2 separate regions of the Homo sapiens genome follow, and region 2 is linked to region 1. Evidence: read pairs that join two places in POLR2A ChIA-PET (ENCODE). Cell type or tissue: IMR-90. All regions are shown on one strand. Links, peaks and the distances in the headings refer to the core of each region. The heading gives the core; the rest is flanking DNA.

The links. Peaks named below come from ENCODE experiments on the same cell type or tissue, not always from the same donor. Only the 100,000 strongest peaks of a DNase experiment are listed, where the experiment ranks them.
Region 2: POLR2A ChIA-PET joins it to region 1 with 5 read pairs; 3 of 35 experiments call an interaction of 5 or more read pairs at or near these places.

What each region holds. Positions count from the first base shown.
Region 1 is chr13:31,955,894-31,958,812 of GRCh38, reverse strand. It overlaps the pseudogene EEF1DP3. Among named protein-coding and RNA genes, the nearest start is that of FRY-AS1, 74 kb to the left of the region's middle. In IMR-90, for the core only: no CTCF peak of the experiment used is centred there; a DNase peak (open chromatin) is centred at 1,652; H3K27ac peaks cover 1,381 bases.
Region 2 is chr13:32,210,568-32,213,486 of GRCh38, reverse strand. It overlaps FRY (FRY microtubule binding protein), which reads right to left. Exons shown (of 61, transcript NM_023037.3): 34 at 2,453-2,621; 35 at 1,105-1,195. Among named protein-coding and RNA genes, the nearest start is that of ZAR1L, 100 kb to the left of the region's middle. RefSeq lists an enhancer at 2,148-2,919. In IMR-90, for the core only: no CTCF peak of the experiment used is centred there; DNase peaks (open chromatin) are centred at 836 and 1,436; H3K27ac peaks cover 2,108 bases.

The DNA.
Region 1 (2,919 bases), core at 289-2,788:
GAAAGAATGTAGTGAATTTTTGAGCAAATTTTTACCTACTTCTACACACCGTATTTTCACACATAATGAAAGTAACTCACAATGCTGGACTTCTATCTGAACATCAAAATGGCATATATTGGCATAATGTCTACCTCTGCTGCCCAACTACAACAGAGCTAGATCCTAACTTAATTTTAGAGCAATAACAGGTAGACTGCCCTAGGGAGGCCTTTCAAGGAGAAGTGCAACAGAAGGAGTAGCCAGCAACTCTTAAAAGCCTCAATCTCTCTCTCCCTGTCTCGTTCTCCACTTCTACCCCAGCCAACATCCCTATAAAACCTCCAAAGGCAGCAGTTGGTTAGAGATAAAAGAGTCTGTTGTTGTTTTGTGGGGAGAATGAAACAGAAACCTTCGATTCTTACTATCTCATTTCATTCAATCTTCTGTTAATTCATCATTATTTTCAATGTTTGGGAACTTTCAAAGAACATTTTATTTTATTTTACTTTATTCATTTATTTTTTGAAATGAAGTCTTGCTCTGTCACCCAGGCTGGAGTGCAGTGGCACAGTCTTGGCTCACTGCAACCTCTGCCTCGCGAGTTCAAGCAATTCTCCTGCCTCTGCCTCTCAAGTGGCTGGGGATTACAGGTGCCTGCCTCCATGCCCAGCTAATTTTTGTATTTTTAGTAGGGACAAGGTTTTGCCATGTTTGCCAGGCTGGTCTTGAACTCCTGACCTCAGGTGATCAGCCTACCTTGGCCTCCCAAAGTGCTGGGATTACATGTGTGAGCCACCGTGCCCATCCCAAAGAACCTTTTAAAGAAGGAACCCTTACTCATCAAATCGGCAGTGACTCACTCATACTTCCCTTCCTTTTAACCATCTAGGTGACATTTAAGGAACATCCTCATTTCCCACAGGCAAGCACCAAACCCAGTTTCTTATCTGCAGTTTATCAGTTATCTAGCCCTGTGTGTATCAATCAACTTTTCAAAATAAAAACTACTTTACACTTTACCTGCTGGAAGATATGTCTGTGGATATAGGTGCCACATTACTTTATTTCTGCTGTTTTTTTCTCCTCCTTCCTCTTCTTCCTTCTTTTCTTTTCTTTCTCTTTCTTTTCTTTCTCCTTCCTTCCTTCTCTCTCTCTCCCTTCCCCTTCCCCTTCCCCCTTCCCCCCTCTTCTCCTCCTCCTCCTCCTCCTTCTTCTTCTTCTTCTCTCTCTCTCTCTGCTAAGCATGTTATTTCTGGCATGGAGTTTTCTTTCTCTCCTTCCACCACCCCTATTTGTGCAGATTTTGAGTTTTCATTCTCAGTAGCCTCTTGAAGGAAATCATTCTTGCCCATTTCCCTTCCTCCCACACACCTGTTTGTGCATGTGGGAATGCCTGGTGTGGAAATCAGGAAGTGATATATTGCCAATAAAATGGCTTCTATCATTACTATAAATATTAACTTAAGCATAGTTAAACATACAGTTTTCAGTCACCTACTTTTTGTTGAAGAACTGAACAGCTTGAGTATATTTGAAACAGCAAATTTCTTTCTAATTTAGCAGAAAATAAGAAAAAATACAAGGCCATAACTTTGCAATGTTTATAGTTTTCCAAAACTGCCTTGCCTTTTGTTTAAATAACTATATAGTGATTCATGGCATCCTTATTATAAATAATCACATTTCGAGAATATTTCTTTTGAGAAGTTTCCAGATTGCTATTTGTTTCATATGGATGTGATTCAGTAACAAAAGAAAATATGTAGCTATAGTTTACCCTAATTCTGAGTAATGAAGTTTCTGTGCAGCACTCAGTATCACCGATGATATTCATTAACTCTTCTTCATTAAACATTTCTATATTTTATAATATCATCTGTATTGTTGAGAGCTTTTATTTTTAAAAACCTTGAAATGTTTCTCATTCATCCAACTTACTCTAATCAGCTGCCTCTAACAGGCACTGTTACCATTTTAAAAAATTCATTGTTGCATGTTCTCACTCACCTGTGGGAGCCCCCCCAAAATTTGAGCTAATGAAAGCAGAAAGTAGGATTGGGGGTATCAGAGGTTGGGAAGGGCAAGGGGGAGGGAAGGATGGGGACAGGTTGGTCTACAGATATAAAATTACAGCTAGATAGGAGAAATGAGTTCTGGTGTTCTGTAGCACTGTAGGGTGAATGTGGTTAATTATAACTTATTGTACATTCTCATAAAGCCAAAGCTGGGTGTGGTGGCTCAGGCCTGTAATCCCAGCACTTTGGGAGGCCAAGGCGGGTGGATCACCTGAGGTCAGGAGTTCGAGACCAGCCTGACCAATATGGTGAAACCCCATCTCTACCAAAAATACAAAAATTACCTGGGTGTGGTGGCGTGCACCTGTAATCCCAGCTACTTGGGAGGCAGAGGCAGGAGAATCACTTGAACCCAGAAGGCGGAGGTTGCAGTAAGCCCAGATCGCGTCATTGCACTCCAGCCTGAGTGATAAGAATGAAACTCCATCTCAAAAAAAAAAAAAAAAAAAAAAGCTAGAAGAGAGAATTCTAAATGTTTGCAACACAGAGAAATGATAAATGTTTGAGGTGATGGATATGCTAACTACCCTGATTTGATCAGTACTCATTGTATATATGTATGGAAATATTACTCTCTATCCCATAAATATGTACAATTATTATATGTCAACTAAAAATAAAAGGAAAAAAAAAAGATGGTTGAGAGGCACAGAGCGAGTCCTAATATTTTACCCTATGGTGTGAGCAGGATTTAGAACAAAGACCGTAATATGGGTGTGTTTGGACCTCTGCACTCTGCAGTTCTGGTTTTTACAGTTATGAGTGGGGACACAGAGGCACTTTGCATATGATGAAACTCAAATTACAGGTTCCTCTCTTGCCAGAGAATACACTAAACTTCGAGGGTGGTAGTGGTTGGGTG
Region 2 (2,919 bases), core at 261-2,760, 250 kb before region 1:
TTATTAGAGAACTTCAAAGGACAAGGTCTATAATTCGTGATCTGCTGGGTTTGGGCTTTTAGTCTGAAGGGAAGCCCGTATGGATGAGCATCTGCCTGAAGGTAACACAGCTGCCCAGTGATGCAGTGAGGAATCTGGCTGGTGCCTGAATTAGGGAAGGAGCCTTCAGAGCCCCAAGGGCAGGCAGCCCTGTGCCAGGTCATCTCCACGCCAGCCCCTACTGTGCCCCAATACACATGATGAAATCCTCAGGATGCTCAGGAAGCACTGTGGGCTTACTGGGGCATTTTGGGCTAAGTGAGTTATTTTCACCACTGGATCCCCTAAATTACCTTTAATATGAATTCATGAGCATCTCATCCTTTTTACTAATTTCTTAAGTAAAAGGGCTCCCTCATTACCTTTCACTATAAAATGCTCAGCTGAAGCACCGTGAGGATCATCCTAATTTTCATTTTTTTTAAATTGAGTTTTGTTTTTCTCTCCTGGTTTGTCTCCCTGCTCTTCACAATCAACTGCAGGAAAGAGTGACTCTGATTTGACTACTGATGAGTAGTTCATAGGCAAGGCAATAAGAAGGCTGAGATATAGGGGAAATATTATTATTAAAGAGCTAATGTGGAGGGAACGGAGACTTTTTTAGCAGGAAAAGATAGTGTTTTGGTTAACCAAGACAGCACAAAGCAAAAGTAAAATAATAATAATCATGTTTCATAGAACTCATCTCAAGATGACTACTCTATCCCTAAGAAATTATTCAACTATCAGATTCGAAAATTTCACATGGCAATTCTAATTCCAGATGGTCTGTGTCCATTAGCAGAACAACTCATGGTTTTTACTAAGCCCTGAGGTATGCGAAATTCCACCACCACCAGAACAACACCCTTCTTAATCTTTCTCTTCTCTGACTTTGCACAGAAATAACTGTTATCTTTAGGGATATACTGAGTAGAGTTGGAAAGTAAGTCTGAGTTTCTAAAAACAAAGAAGGATTTTTATGTACGTGTAAAATTTATGAAACTCCACAAACCTGTATTGATGTCTATGTATAGATTATTGCAGAACATTACACTGGATATTAAGTCAAATTTGTGTACCAACCTTTCATCAGATTCTTTCAATATCTTGTTCTCCTCAGCATCTGGGAAATTTTCCTGGCCAGCAACCACTGTATTGCTGCTAGAGGTGGTTCCTGTAGATGGGAATGGAAGAAAAACACTTATAAAAAGATGCAAGCTGAGGGGTCAAGCTCAAGTCTCAAGTAATTCCAGGGAAAGATTTCCTGTAAATTCTTATGTTTGGAAGATTTTTTACATCTTCTGCACAATCTCAGACATTCTAAACAATCTTCCAAGCCCACACCACTGAAATGAGAGAATCGTAGACATCTGTTATGGTCAAACCAAATTCCTTAACTCTCGTAAAGCAAGCCTACATTCTTGAAACCTCTTCTTCCTGGCCACTTAGGCAATGAGCTTATTTATAGTGGCTGGCCCTGCTGTTGGCTGCTTTAGTATTTCTGGGTCCAGGAGTTACTAAACTAATGCTAGTGAAGTAAGGCCAAGCACCTAGCACTTCTGATTGCTGTGCTACTGCTTCCCTGTAAGAACACTGCTCTGGTGGCAGGGTGTAGGGCGAACAGAGGAGACAGTAGACTCAGGGAGGAGAGGAATTGGAAGGCAGTTACTGCATGAGGTCAGCAGAAGGGAGGCAGACTTCAAGGAATTTGAGGAGGATGGCATATATTTCATGAAAGGTTGCTGAGACACCAATTAACCAAAAGTGATAATACTTTTGGGGGGAATTTTAATCAACGCTGAAGGAATATAGCCAAGGGAGGGTCCAGATACAAGAAGGGGGATCCAGAAATGAGATTCCTGAGTGACTGCAATGTCCTGGCTGGGATCGGCTGAAATACAAAGTTCTGTGATGGAGGATGCTTGAGCCACAGATTCTCAGTCATCTTTACAAGATCATTTCATTAACCCTATGATCCCTAAGAAACTCAGTTATTCTCTTTTTTTTGAGATACAGTCTTGCTCTGTCGCCCAAGCTGGAGTATAGTGGTGCAATCTTGGCTCACTGCCACCTCTGCCTCGTGGGTTCAAGTGATTCTCCTCCTGCAGCCTCCTGAGGAGCTGGGAGTACTGGCGCGTGCCACCACATCCGGCTAAGTTTTTGTATTTTTAGTAGAGACGGGGTTTTGTCACGTTGGCCAGGCTGGTCTTGAACTCCTGACTTCAGCCTCAGCCTCCCAAAGTGCTGGGATTACAGGCGTGAGTCACCACGCCCAGCCCATGTCTCAGTTATTCTTAAGCCATCTCTTAACTGAATGCACACACAGGAATAAGAAAAAAGTAACAAACACATTCTCATATCCTTTCAGGAATCTACATGAAGGAAACCCCAGGGATCTGTGACCAGGTGTCTGCCCGGTTGCTCTTCTTACCTGAGGCTGCTGCGGAAGCCTTGCTACTGGCCGTGAAGCGGTAGAAGGGCGGGTTGTCACAATGCTGGACGATGGGGTTCACGGGCTCTGTCTGCTGCAGCTCAAAGAGAAGCTCTTCCATGGTTTGAATGGTGTTGTTACGGCACAAGTATATTGCCACTTTTTTAATCTGAGAAGGAAAAAAGAAAACAAGGGATGTTTCACAGAGCCTAGTCCACAGGAACACTAGGCCAGTAAACCTCTCATTTAGATAAGTTGTCATCATGCAGGAGCTGTCACCGTGATAGCTAATCTTTGTGCTATCCTAGGATGGACCAAGGACTTGGATTAAAATTCACCTCTCTTCATCGGCACGTCTGATAACAGTGTGTTCTTAAAGCCCTTACCTTTTCTAATGGCTAAGTTTTTAAAAGTTACTTTTGAGGTACGTGAATTCTATCTAAACTGAAAACTTGCCATCAAAGTTC